Linked DNA regions of Homo sapiens: region 2 is linked to region 1. The links are chromatin contacts, found by Hi-C or POLR2A ChIA-PET in ENCODE. All regions are on one chromosome and are shown on one strand. Each heading gives the region's core, a stretch centred on a gene start or an enhancer-like site at or near the end of the contact. The rest is flanking DNA. Distances are from core to core; before and after follow the strand shown.

Evidence for each region. A loop is a pair of places that touch in the nucleus more often than their neighbours do. ChIA-PET counts read pairs that join two places held with the same protein, here RNA polymerase II (POLR2A). Pooled maps may share reads with other maps.
Region 2: a loop to region 1 is called in a map of astrocyte of the cerebellum, with 9 times the contacts of the local background. The contact joins two enhancer-like sites. A Hi-C loop is called at or near these places in 3 of 168 maps with a recorded cell type or tissue (IMR-90, astrocyte of the cerebellum and endothelial cell of hepatic sinusoid) and 3 of 50 pooled maps. POLR2A ChIA-PET finds 5 or more read pairs at or near these places in 2 of 52 experiments (Caco-2 and SK-N-SH).

What each region holds. Positions count from the first base shown.
Region 1 is chr14:93,082,354-93,089,339 of GRCh38, reverse strand. The region is part of intron 2 of ITPK1 (inositol-tetrakisphosphate 1-kinase); the gene reads left to right. Among named protein-coding and RNA genes, the nearest start is that of ITPK1-AS1, 18 kb to the right of the region's middle. RefSeq lists enhancers at 957-1,578, 4,074-4,697. Within about 2 kb of position 3,318, at least 7 of the 41 ENCODE cell types and tissues checked have a DNase peak (open chromatin) inside an H3K27ac peak, as active enhancers do.
Region 2 is chr14:93,130,758-93,137,307 of GRCh38, reverse strand. No RefSeq gene overlaps it. Among named protein-coding and RNA genes, the nearest start is that of ITPK1, 18 kb to the right of the region's middle. Within about 2 kb of position 3,612, at least 5 of the 41 ENCODE cell types and tissues checked have a DNase peak (open chromatin) inside an H3K27ac peak, as active enhancers do.

The sequences.
Region 1 (6,986 bases), core at 2,069-4,568:
GGGAGGAACAGGGTGCTGGCTCCCCCGGCTTCTGGGCTGGATTGACCCAGGGCGTGTCTACCCCACAGCATCCTGACATGCCAGAGGCTGGACCTTAGGAAGTGCCTTCCGGGCCCTTCACTGCAGGCCTGCTCAGGGGCTGCTCCTCAGGTCTTGGGGCCCCTGGGGCAATGGCATCCATCCTTTTGGCCTCCTGGGGTCAAGGTTCTGAGGGAGGATTAGGGCAGCAGGTGGTTGGGTGGAGAGGCAGCTCTGTCCAGAACAACCCTGTTCCAGAAATCCCAGAGCCTCATCCCCAACAGACCCGGTGGGCCCCCCACCATCACACAGGTCCCCTTTCTCCCCAGGAAGTCACACAGTGCTGTGGGATGAGGAGGGTTTCCTGACAGATTTGGGGAGAGCGGGCCTGGGTGGGGAGTAAGGGAGCCTGGGAATTACTGGTATTTGGATGGGTTTAGATTGTGGTTCTGCTTCTTACCTGCTGTGAGTCTTTGGTCAGGATACTGAACTGCTCTGAATTTCCCCACTTGAAAAGAGGTGACAGGCCAGGCGCGGTGGCTCACATCTGTAATCCCAGCACTCTGGGAGGCCAAGGCGGGAGGATTGCTTGAGCCTGGGAGTTTGAGACCAGCAACCTACTGGGCAACATAGTGAGACCCTGTCTCTACAAAAAATAAAAAAAGAGGCCTGGTGCAGAGGCTCATGCCTGTAATCCTAGCACTTTGGGGGGCCAAGGCAGGCAGATCACTTGATGTTGGGAGTTCGAGACCAGCCTGGTCACCATGGCAAAACCCCGTCTCTCCTAAAAACACAAAAATTAACAGAGTATGGTGGCGCACGACTGTAGTCCCAGCTACTTGGGTGGCCAAGTAGCTCCTGCTTGAACGCGGGAGAATTGCTTGAACCCAGGAGGTCAAGGCTGCAATGAGCCGAAATCGTGTCACTGCACTCTAGCCTGGGTGACAGAGGGAGACCCTGTCTCAAAAAAAAAAAAAAAACAAAACAAAACCAAAAAAGAAAAGATGCAACCATTGTACCCACCCAGTGGTTGCTGAGATCCAGTGTGAGGGGGACGAAGTGCCTGGCACTCACAAATCCTGCCCCGCCACTGCCTCGTCTGTCCCTGTTTCTGCCTGGGACAGGGAGAGCAGGCCTGGGTGGGGAACGAGAGAGCTCGGGGATTACTGGTGTTAGCCTCTCATTTATTTGGGTCGTGCTCAGGCCCCTGGAATCCTCTCTGAAACTGGAGAGTCTCTCGGGTAGCCGATGAAGCGCTGCCTGTTTTAGGGTCAGGTGCCTGGGCACCTCTGATGGACCTCAGGATGAGCCCAAGTGTCAGTAATTATCACCCAGCTCCCCGGTTTGCAGCCAAGGCTTCCAGGCCTGGAGCCTTTGGTCTCCAGCACCCAGTTCCCCCACATCCCTTCCCTGGGCTTCTTTCCCGCCATTCCCATCAGGGACCCCTGCGGCCATGCTGGGCTGTACCCAGTGCCCCTTGGGAATCTGCGGGTACCGTGCAAAGCTGTGCTGTGCTCCTCCCCATCAACTCCTCATTGACTGTTGAAGGCCCCTACAAACTCCTGACAGGTCCTCATTCATTCCTGCCTGACACATGAATGCTTCCAGGCGATGTCTGAGAATCCTGGGATGGCAGAGCTGTGGGAGCCTTGGGGTTGTGGTGGGCAAAGTAAGGCCCCTGCCACTCCCCACCAAAGACAGCAGGTTCTAATCCTCAGAGCCTGTGAGTGTGCTGCCTTACATGGTAAAAGGGTATGACATGACTACAGATGGGATTTTTAAATTTTTATTTTTCAGAGATGGGGGTCTCACTGTGTCACCCAGGCTGGAGTGCAGTGGCTATTCACAGGTCTGATCATAACGCACTGCAGCATCAAACTCACGGCCTCAAGTGATCCTCTCGCCTTAGCCTCCCAAGTAGCTGGGATTATAGGCATGTGCCACTGCTCTTGGCTTACAGATGTGAAGGAGTGAGGCATCTTGAAATAGAAAATGTTCCTGCATTACCTGGGTGGGCCTGGTGTAATTACAAGGAGGCAGGAGGGCCAGAGGAGATGTGACAGTGGAAGCAGAGGTTGGGGTGTTGTGGCCACAAGCCAAGGAATGTGGACAGCCTTTAGAACTAGAGAAAGCGGAGGAATCGATTTCTCCCTGGAGCCTCCAAAAGGAAGCCTGCCTCTGACCTCAGAACCCTAAGAGAATAATACATTTGTGTTGTTTTTAGCCACTACTGTTGTGATTTGTTACAGCAGCAATGGGAAGTGAATACAGTTTTCTCCTACCCTGCTCTTCTTAGGGCTTGTGGGTGAATCTGTGACTGAGAAGGGAGGGACTGGGTCAGGGTCAAGGTCAAGGCCAGAGCCCATGTGACCCGACACCTTGGGACTTTCCTTTGACCTGCCATCCCGAAAATATCTGAGGGGCCAGGGAGATACTCCAGTAAGGTGCCTTGTGGTTTAAGTTTTCTGAGATGGGGTCAGGGCTGACTCATGCCTGTGGCTGGGGGGCCCCAGGAAACCCCAGTGCCCATGACCTGGTCTTTGCCTTTGCTTCTCCTGGTGCTTAGCAGGCCTTCTCTAGCGTGCCCTGGCAGCCTCCCTCTCCCTCCCCTCCAGGGCCTGGCTCACACAGCAGCTCTACTGAAACTTCCCTGTGCCTCCTGCTGTCCCCCAGGTGTTTGTGCTATTTAAGGGCCTGTGGCACACCCGCCAGAGGGCATGGCATGTAGCCCACTGGTCTGCCCTGTGGCAGCTAGCATCTCGGGGCAGGGTTTGCGGTCTGGGGTCCCCCTCTGGTCCCAGGCCAGCCCAGTGCGTGACAGAGAAGCCCAGCAAATGTTTGACCAAAATCAGACCAGGAAACTCTCGCTGCCTGTGGTTGGAGGTGCAGCAGCAGGGCAAAGACAACTAAACTTTAAGGGCTTGGGATCCAGGGACCAGGAGCTGCCCCCAGCCCTCAGGCCAGGTAAGGAGTGTTGGCAGCAGAATTTGGGTGAAGTCTTTCGGTCTCCTCTGGAACACAGCCTTTCAAAGAGTGTCAGCATCCAGGACACAGGCTGGGGACACACACACTTATGCTGCTATTTTAGGAGTGTGGGGTACCTTGAGGATAGGTGCTAGAACAATTCAGGCTTTCCTGAGCAGGCTTCTCCCTCCCCCAGTGAGTCCAAGGGAGGGAAATGTCACGGGAATTTCTGCCTCCCTTCCTGCAGTAGCCTACCTTGCTCATTAGGCTGATACTAAATGACTTTGCATTCTTGGGATTAAGAAGCTGCTGTGAAGAGAACCAACTGAATCATTAGCCCTGAGGCTGGCTGGCTGACGGAGGAGGGGGAGTGGGGGTAGCGGGGAGGGGAGGAGGTGCTAGAACCAAGCCTGCCAGCACCCCCCACTACCTCCCTCTCCCAGCAGCCAACTCCCCTGCTTCCCACAATTTAGGTCCCATCCCTAATTAGGGGAAAGAAAAATTACCGCACCTGCAAGGGGATAGTAAAAGACTCAAAAACAATTTCAAGTCGAGAATTTCCACACTAAAAAGCGGGGATGTCGAGAGCCATTAAGGGAATAGATTTAACGTTTGTGATCAGCAAGAAGTCAGGATGATTCCTGATCTGAAGTGGTGGCCCCTTGGATGTGGCAGAACACTGCCTTGCGTGATCTCCTGCCCTCGCCTCACTTCCTCCTTCCTGAAAATTGAACTGAGGAGGGGAGTCTCAAAGGCACCTCAGTTCCTGTGCTGCTTTCAGCCCCTGCAGCTCTGATGACCTCTCCGGGAGGTGCCAAAGGTGGGTCACCCACTCTGTCTCTCTCTTGTGCCTGTTCACTGGGAAAAGCTGCTTCCAGGCACCCCTGGAAGCTGTTCTGGGTCTGAGGGAGTGTACTGACTCAGGCTGCTGTGCCTGCACTGAGGGGCGCCCGGACTTTGGGGCCGGCCTGCCTCCCCTGGGTGGGGCACCCGGTCGGGGGGAGGGTCTTCAGGTAAGGTGGTTGGTGACTCCCCAGTCAAAGGAAAGATGCCCCCACTCAATAAAAAAGACACATGGCAGCTTCCAGTTTATCTGGTTCTTCCCTAGAGCTGTCCAGACAATTCAAATGTTTGTACTGGCTTTAAAATTCTGTTCGTATGTTGTCTTTATATCGGGCCATTTCAGTTTCTGGCACTGTTAATAGGAGGAAAATCCAAATTACCAAACAATCAGCAAGTAAACCAAGATGCCGCAGGGCAGGCGGGCAGGGGTGACACGGGGCTGGAGCCTGGCCCAGGAACCCGGCAGCACTCGGGGAGTGTTTGCAGAGAGCCTGCCAGGCCCAGGGTCTGCAGGGGGCACAGGGATGCTGAAATAAAGAGCCATCTTTGGCCTCGAGGGGCTCATGGTCTGATGCTGAGCATGGAGCAGGCTTCAGTGGAAGCCATTATTCCTGCCTCTTGATGAGGAAGGCACTTGAGCTGCTCTTGGTGGGTGGGCAGGAGTTTGCCAGCTGAGGAAGGGTGCCTGGCAGGGGGATCAGTTTGTGCAAAGGCAGACTTAGGTCAAGCCTTGGCATTTGGAGATTGGGGTCCCTCCTGGGAGGGTTTGAGAGGCTGCTGCTGCCTCCCCCTCGTGTCTTCTGAGCTGCACCTCCAAATGCCCATGTGGCAGGTGTTTTGCTAAGAATTTGGGGCTGTGGACACAGGGCACAAGCTGTGTCCCTGAAAGAGTGCTTGTTAGTCAGGATAGGCCAGGTTAGGCTGCAGTGACAAGTAGTGTCGAAAGGCTGGCGGAAATAGGTTTACTCACAACTCATTCAGCATGCACTCTGGATCCAGAGACTCTCGGGGGCTGTGGTCTGCCCTGCAGTGGCTCAGTGTGTATCCCACTTCTTAAGTTCAGCACTGTGGACCTTTTGTGCTGGATAATTCTTTGTTTTAGGGGGCTGTCCTCTGCATTACAGGGGCCCTTTCCTCACTGGATTCTAGTAGCACTTTCCTCGGTGTGACAATCAAAAAGCTCTTCAGGTGTTGCTAAATCTCCTTGTGGGGGACACACAGTTGCCCATAGTTGGGAACCAGCGCTAGCTGGAGGTCCTCTTCATCAGTTGTTTCTTTCTGGTTCCCAGCCTGGCTTCGTCGCCACTCAGCCCGCGTTGTTTCCAGGTGGCGGGTCTGGCTGGCTCTGCTGGTGGGTGGCAGCCTCATGTGCTTCCTTGTTTCTGAGGTCAGGGAGGCCTCGGTGCTGGCAGTGGAATGCTTTTTCCAGGAGGGGACATGGTCACCTCTGTTCACATCTCATTGCCCAAGGCAAGTCCTGTGGCCATGCCTGACTGGGGGCAGGGACAACACAGTGGCACTGAGTGTCCAGGAGGGAAATTGCCGGCTTTGATGGCCACCATTGATGTTCACCACCGAGCATTAGCCTGGTGGGGTCAGTGCAATGGAGTCCAGCAGCCTTTCTCTCTGCCCAGTGCTGGGTGTGGGCAGCTTGGGGCAGTGGGGCCTGAGGAGGGTGGGAGCCAAGGCAGGTTTCTCCAGAGGAGCTGACCTGGGGGGTCAGGTGGTGATGTGGGGATGGCATTTGAGGAAGGGAACAGTGTGGCCATCAACACACATGGGTGACGGGGCTTAGTCATCTGTTTAGGAGCCCCAAGTCCTGGGGAGACATCCTGGGCTTCTGTGGGGTACGGTGTGGGCCCTGCCCTCTGCAGGCAGGGAAAGGGGACCATAACTTGGGGCTTTTTCCCCAGTGCCTGGTACCTGGAGGTGCCAAAGGGTCTTGTTATTTGGGGTGCCTGAAATCAGTAGTTACTGAACTGTGCCACACGTTGCTTGGATGAGGATGTGCCTGGCTTCCCACTTCCCCGAGTTGTTCTCCGTAGAACCTTCCTCCCTTGCTTCTTCACCATTTCATGTACTTCACTTGCTGCAGCGCTCAGGTCCCCACCCTGCCCTGGGGAGGGCCTCTTGGGTGGGAAAGGTCATATCCTTTTAACGGATATGAAAGCTGAGACCCCGAGCGGCTCAGCAGCACATCCCATGCCTGCTGCTGGTCATGGTCCCTGAGCCTTTTGTGCCCTGCTGTGCTGTGTGGCAGGCCTGCTGCTGGATGGGGTCTGTCATCCCAGAGTGTCTTGTGTTAACCTCCTGACGCCACACCTGGTACTGTGCTGCAGTGGCTTGGTGGTGGCGTGGATGCCGTGGACGTGTCTCTGCTCCTCATCACTCTTTTCTACTTCTGCCCTGATCATCTTTATTGTTTTCCCTTATCATCCCCTCTCCCTCAGTGCTGGGTCATCCAGAGTAATTTTCATCATCTTCAGAAGTGGTAACCACTGTCACTCACAGGGTCCCTGCTGCTCAGCGGCCAGCGACAGAAAGCTTTAGCTGGCTTGAGCAGAAATCTGCAGCTGAAGGTCTAGAGAGGACGAGCCCCACTGCGGCCGGGTCTGGCCGGGGAATTTGCCCTCCTGGAGCCCTCTTGGCCCTTTCTCCTGGTTGGCCTCTGGCTCATCTGGATTCTCGCCACATAGAAGCAATGGTGTCCTCCAGCATTTCCAGGCAGTGCCATTTGTACTGCAGACAGTCCCCCAGGACCCGTCCGGTAAAGGACCAGGACCGGCTTGGCTTGGGTCCTGCTCCCATGCTGCTGCTAAGTGAGGTGACAGGTCATGTGCCCACCCCTGGAGTGGGCGTGCCGCCCCCAGTCATGTGGACTGGAGGAGGCAGTTCTGGAAGGGTAGGAAGGCAGGGTGGCAGGGCAGAGTGCAGGTCACAAGACCCCCATCCCTGGCATGAGCCAGGTACTGTGCCAGGCCTGGACTCTGTTTCCCTTAAAGCCCGTGTGGGATGAGTTCTAGGATTCTCCCATTTTACAGATAAGAAAACAGAGGCACAAGGTACAGGGGGGTCTGGTTCCATGTTCTGCTCTCAGGGGCTCACCCACCTCTTCCGCTCCTGCCTACGCCCCCGAATTGTGTTCATCTAAGCCTCTGAAT
Region 2 (6,550 bases), core at 2,363-4,862, 48 kb before region 1:
AGGTAGCTGGGATTACAGGTGTGCACCACCATGCCTGGCTAATTTTTGTATTTTTAGCAGAGACAGGGTGTTTACCATGTTGGCGAGGTTGGCCTCAAACTCCTGACCTCAAGTGATCTGCCCGCCTCAGACTCCCAAAGTGCTGAGAGTACAGGTGTGAGCCACCGTGCCTGGGCTCACATTGGTTCGATTTTACTCTGACAATGGTTCCTGCCAGCCAGGCACTGCACCAGTACTGCATAAGCGTCCTCTCATTTGATCCTCCAGGAACTCCCTTCGGTTAGGCACTGTCATTATCCTCACTTGACAAATAAGGAAACTGAGGCTCAATAGAGAGGCTGGGCAACTTTATCAATGTCACACCCACTGAGCGCAAGGCCTGGGTTTTGAATACCAGGCCCTCGCTGTCCATGCGCAGAACCACCGGGCTATATACCCCTCTGGACGCACTTTAGGCAGATCAGTGTGTTACAGTCGAGAGAAGTCTAGTCTAGGAGCCAGAAGACCTGGGTTCAAGGTATTAAGTCGGCCACTGGCTGGCTGTGTGACTTCGGGCGGCCCCTTAACCTCAGCTTCCTAGCTTCCTCATCGACCAAGTGAATAAGGAAGAACCGGCCAAGGCTGGGCACAGTGGCTCACGCCTGTAATTCCAGCACTTTGGGAGGCCAAGGCGGGTGGATCACCTGAGGTCAGGAGTTTGAGACCAGCCTGGCCAACATGGTGAAGCCCCATCTCTACTAAAAATACAAAAATTAACGGGGCATGGTGGTGCATGCCTGTAATCCCAACTTCTCAGGAGGCTGAGGTGGGAGGATCTCTTTAACCCAGGAGGTGGAGGTTGCAGTGAGCTGAGATTGTGCCACTGCACTCTAGCCTGGGTGACAGAGCAAGACTCTGTCTCAAAAAAAAAAAAAAAAAAGGAAGAACCAGCCAAAAAGACAAACTGGACCCAAGGCTGCATGGACTGCTGTATACCTCCTCAGGAGGGAATTCAGCTCTGCTCTGAGCCAGCCAGGGGGCCAGGCATGCCCAGGATGTCCTGGAGAAGGCCCTGAGGACAACATCCACATGGGGGAGGGGCTTCCACTGGAGGGACAGGGGACTGTTCCGGCCTGAAGAGAGAGGACCAGCGGGTGGGTGGGTGAGAAGGACCTTCCAAGGGAGGAAAGTTCGCCGGTTTTCCACGTGTCCTGACATGACCCGGCACTCCTGAACAACAGCCAGAGACAGGGATGGAGGGCAATGTTAACACTCCTCAGGGCGGCCTCCGTCTTAGGTTAGAAGATAAAAAGATCTGATGCCACCCTGAGGGAATCGAAGGCTAGGCACAAAGGGAGGAAGAACTTTCTGTAAGCCAGGGGTATGGATACAGAATGGGGGGCCATGGTGGAGAGAGTGCTGGGGTGAGTAGAGGCATGTCAGGAAAGTTGTCCAGAAGCTTCAAGCCAGGCTTTCCAACATGAAGATGCTATTTGCATATAACCTATGCCCCCTCCACATACACACACACAAAAGACCAAGATGCCTTTCCCTCCTCTTCCCACTAGACCTTAAAAATCCTTTGCGGGCTTTCCTAGGCACGACATGGAGGAAGCTGCTGTGATCTATTCCACCAACCCTGCTGGGGCCAGGCCTGCCTGGATATTTCTGGCTCTCTCAAAAGAAAACAAACCTTTACCCACTAATGTAAGCAGGCAAAATCTTTACCCAACAAAACAAACAAACCAGCTCCTGGAGGTCATGCCCGGCTTTCCTAATATGGCATCGGGTTGGTACCCTTGGCACCCAATCAACATGAGTAGTCCCGCTCCCAGGAGAAGAGGAGAAACAGACTACAGGTGCAGATAAAAGTCACATTCACATTGAGGTGGCTTCAAAGTTGGACAGTGCTCTTCATGGGTAGTGTTGCCAGATAAAATACAGAAGGCCCAGTTAAACTGTAATCCCCCATAAAAAGTGACTATTTTTAAAAAATAGGCTAGGCGTGGTGGTGCACACCTGTAATCCCAGTACTTTGGGAGGCTGAGGTGGGAGGAACGTTTGAGCCCAAGAGTTTGAGACCAACCTGGGCAACATGGCGAGACCTTGTCTCTACAAAAAATTTAAAAAGTTAGCCGAGCATGGTGGCGCCTGCCTGTGGTCTCAGCCACTCAGGAGGCTGAGGTGGGAGAATCACTTGAGCCTGGATGGCTGGGGTGGCAGTTATGACCACACCACTGCACTCCAGCCTGAGTGACATTGCTTAAAAAAATAATAATAATAATTTAAAAAAGTATATCCCACAGCCCATTTGGGACATACTATAAAAATTATTCATTGTTGGCTGGGCATGGTGGATCATACCTCTAATCCCAGCACTTTGGGAGACTGAGGCAGAGGGATCTCTTGAGGTCAGGAGTTCCAGACTAGTCTGAGCAGCAAAGCAAGACCCTGTCTCTAAAAAAATACAAAATTAGTCAGATGAGGCTGAAGTGAGCTATGATGGCATTACTGCCATCTCAAGTAGCTGAGACTTCAGGTGTGAACCCACATGCCTCGCTGCCTCTTTCCTCTCTGACTCTGCAGAGTGTGTAACTGGCCTTAACAGATGTTTGCTAAATAAATGCTTAATCTATGCTACAAACACATGGAATAACTTCGGGGAGGTGCTACCTCACTGTCTTCAGTTTGTCATTTTGATTTTCTTAGTTTGCCTTTTTCAGGCCTGGCCCGGACTCCAGGAAGGAAAACTAGCAGTCCCTACATGTGTGAGAAAACTAAGCCTCTAAGACCTCCTTCTGTTGTAAATGTCTTTATGGCTTCACACACCCGAATGCTCATAGGTTTGCATCTATAGATTTGAATCCATCTACCAGTATAAGAAATCTTAGACAAGCTTAACCAGGCGTGGTGGTGCACGCCTGTAATTGTAACCCCAGCTACTCAGGAGACTGAGGCAGGAGAATCACTTGAACCCAGGAGGCGGAGGTTGCAGTGAGCTGAGATTGTGCCACTGCACTGCAGCCTGGACAACAGAGTGAGACTTTGTATCAAACAAAACAAAACAAAACTACAGTTAAAAAAAAAAAAAAAGTCGGCCGGGTGCGGTGGCTCAAGCCTGTAATCCCAGCACCTTGGGAGGCCGAGGTGGGCGGATCACGAGGTCAGGAGTTCGAGACAATCCTGGCCAACCTGGTGAAACCCCGTCTCTACTAAAAATACAAAAAAATTAGCCGGACGTGGTGGCGGGTGCCTGTAGTCCGAGCTACTCAGGAGGCTGAGGCAGGAGAATGGCGTGAACCCGGAAGGCGGAGCTTGCAGTGAGCTGAGATTGCGCCACTGCACTCCAGCCTGGGGGACAGAGCCAGACTCCTTCTCAAAAAAAAAAAAAAAAAAAAAGTCTTAGCGAAGCAACCAATTGGTTTATGTTAACCGACCCTATAAAAGCAACTACATACATGTTCAAATTTAGCAGAGCGTTGGGGTAAGAAGAATACTCATTTGAGTGTAAAAAAAAGAAAAGTGGAGAATTTATAAACAGTGAAACCATTTCGAGCAGGGTTCAGCAAAACCTTTTCTGGCAAGGGCCAGATGTAAGTATTTTAGGCTTTACAGGCCGTATGGTCTCTGTCGCAACTATTCAGCTCTGCCTTTGCTGCAGGAAAGGAGCCACGGGCAAGATTTAAAGGAATGGGTGTGGCTGTGTTCCAACACAACTTGATTCATGGATGTTGAAATCTGAATTTCCTTTCACTTGTCATGAACTATTATCTTCTTTCGGGACATTGTCTTGCTCTGTCGCCTGGGCTGGAATGCAGTGGCACGATCTTGGCTCACTGCAACCTCTGCCTCCCAGGTTCAAGTGATTCTCCTGCCTTAGCTTCCCGAGTAGCTGGGATTACAGGCGCACGCCACCACACGCAGCTAATTTTTGTATTTTATTTTATTTTATTTTTTTGAGACAGAGTCTCACTCTGTGGCCCAGGCTGGAGTGCAGTGGCGCGATCTCGGCTCGCTGCAACCTCCATCCCCCGGGTTCAAGCGATTCTCCTGCCTCAGCCTCCTGAGTAGCTGGGATTACAGGTGCCTGCCATCGCGCCTGGCTAATTTTTGTAGTTTTAGTAGAGACAGGGTTTCACCATCTTGGCCAGGCTTGTCCTGAACTCCTAACCTCATGATCTACACGCCTCGGCCTCCCGAAGTGCTGGGATTACAGGTGTGAGCCACTGCGCCTGGCCTAATTTTTGTATTTTCAGTAGAGATGAGGTTTTGCCATGTTGGACAGGCCCCTGAGCTCAAGTGATCCACCCGCCTCGAACTCCCGAAGTGCTGGGATTATAGGTGTGAGCCACCACGCCAGGCCCTTTTGATTTTTTTTCCCCTAACTACTTAAAGATATTAAAACCATTCTTAGCTCAAGGGCAGTATAAAAATGGGTGGTTGCTTCTCTCTCCTCTTCCCCACCCAAGCCCCCATATCAAAAAACAAACAAAGACACACCAAAAAAACAAAAGGGTGATGAGTAGGGTTTGGTCTGGCTGTAGGTTGTTGAACCCATGGGCTGTGGTTTCAGCTGGCCCTGCTTTCAGCTCTGACCTCAACATTCACTGACTGTGACCTTGGAAGAGTGCCTTACCCTCTCAGCCCTTCAGTTTTCTCAGCTGGGAAGTGGTAGGAAATAACTGGCCGACAGATGGGGCTGTTATGAGGACTGTATGTGATGCTGCCTGCACAATGTCGAAGGCTTATAAATGCATGCACGGTAGCTATTATTATTATTATTATTTTGAGACAGGTCTTGCTATGTTGCTCGGACTGGTCTTGAACTTGGCCTCAAGTGATCCTCCTACCTCAGGCTCCCAAAGTTCAATATTCTTTACAGTTAAAAAAAAAAAAATAGCTACCTGGCCGGGCACGGTGGCTCACGCCTGTAATCTCAGCACTTTGGGAGGCCGAGGCAGGCGGAGCACCTGAGGTCAGGAGTTCAAGACCAGCCTGGCCAACATGGTGAAACTCCACCTCTACAAAAATACAAACATTAGCCTGGCGAGATGGTGCATGCCTGTAATCCCAGCTACTCAGGAGGCTGAGGCAGGAGAATTGCTTGAACCGGGGAGGCAGAGGTGGTAGTGAGTCGAGATCACACCACTGCATTCCAGGCTAGGCAGCAGAGACTCTGTCTCAAAATAAATAACTAAATAAATAATAGCTACCTGTAATCTCAACTACTAGGGAAGCTGAGGCAGGAGGATCACTAGAGGCCAGGAGTTCAAGGAGTTGCCCTAACCAACCTGGGCAACATAGTGAGATCCTGTCTCTACAAAAATATTAAAAAATTAGCCGTGTGGTGGTACACACCTGTAGTCCCAGCTACTTAGGAGGCTGAGTCGGGAGGATGGCTTGAGCCCAGGAGTTGAAAGCTGCAGGGAGCTACGATTGTGCCACTGCACTCTAGCCTGGACAATAGAGAGACACTGTCTCAAAACAAAACAAAACAAAAAGCAGACTGGGAGTGGTGGCTCACACCTGTAATCTCAGTGCTGTGGAAGGCCGAGATGGAAGGATTGCTTGAGCCCAGGAGTTTGAGATCAGCCTGGGCAACATGGTAAGACCCCATCTCTACAAAAAATAAAAAAAAACAGCTGGGCACGGTGGCTCATGCCTGTAATCCCAGCAATTTGGGAGCCTGAGGTGGGTGAGTCACCTGAGGTCAGGAGTTCAAGACTAGCCTGATCAGCATGGTGAAACCACATCTCTACTAAAAATACAAACAAAAAATTAGCTGGGCATGGTGGCAAGTGCCTGTAATCCCAGGTACTCTGGAGGCTGAGGCAGCAGAATTGCTTGAACCCGGGAGGCGGAGGTTGCAGTGAGCCGAGATTGTGTTATTGCTGTCCAGCATGGGTGACAGAGCAAGACTCCATCTCAAAAAAAAAAAAAAAAAATTGGCAGGCATGGTGGTGCACACCTGTGGTCTCAGCTACTCCAGAAGCTGAGGTGGGAGGTGGGAGGCTCATGTAAGTCTGGGAGGTTGAGGCTGCAGTGATTGCACCACTGCACTTCAGCCTGGGCAACAGAAAAAGACTCTCCCAGAAAAAAAAAATATATATATAGATATAGATATAGATAGATATAGATATAGATATAGATATAGATATAGATATAGATATAGATATAGATATAGAAGTCTGGGTGCCAAGGCTCACACCTGTAATCCCAGCACTTTGGGAGGCTGAGGCAGGCAGATCACTTGAGGTCAGGAGTTTGAGACCAGCCCGACCAACATGGTGAAACCCCATCTCTACTAAAAATACAAAAATTAGTCAGGTGTGTTGGCAGGTGCCTGTAATCCCAGCTGCTTGGGTAGCTGAGGCAGGAGAATTGTTTGAATCCAGGCCACAGGGCAAGACTCTGTCTCAAAAAAAAGAAAAAACATATATATATATATACACAGAGAGAGAGAGAGAGAATATTGAGAACCTGATTATAAATGATGATGACAATTTTATGCTTTATTTCTCCCATATTTTGGTGTAGTGTAATAGTTCTCAATCTCCATGGGCACCTAAGC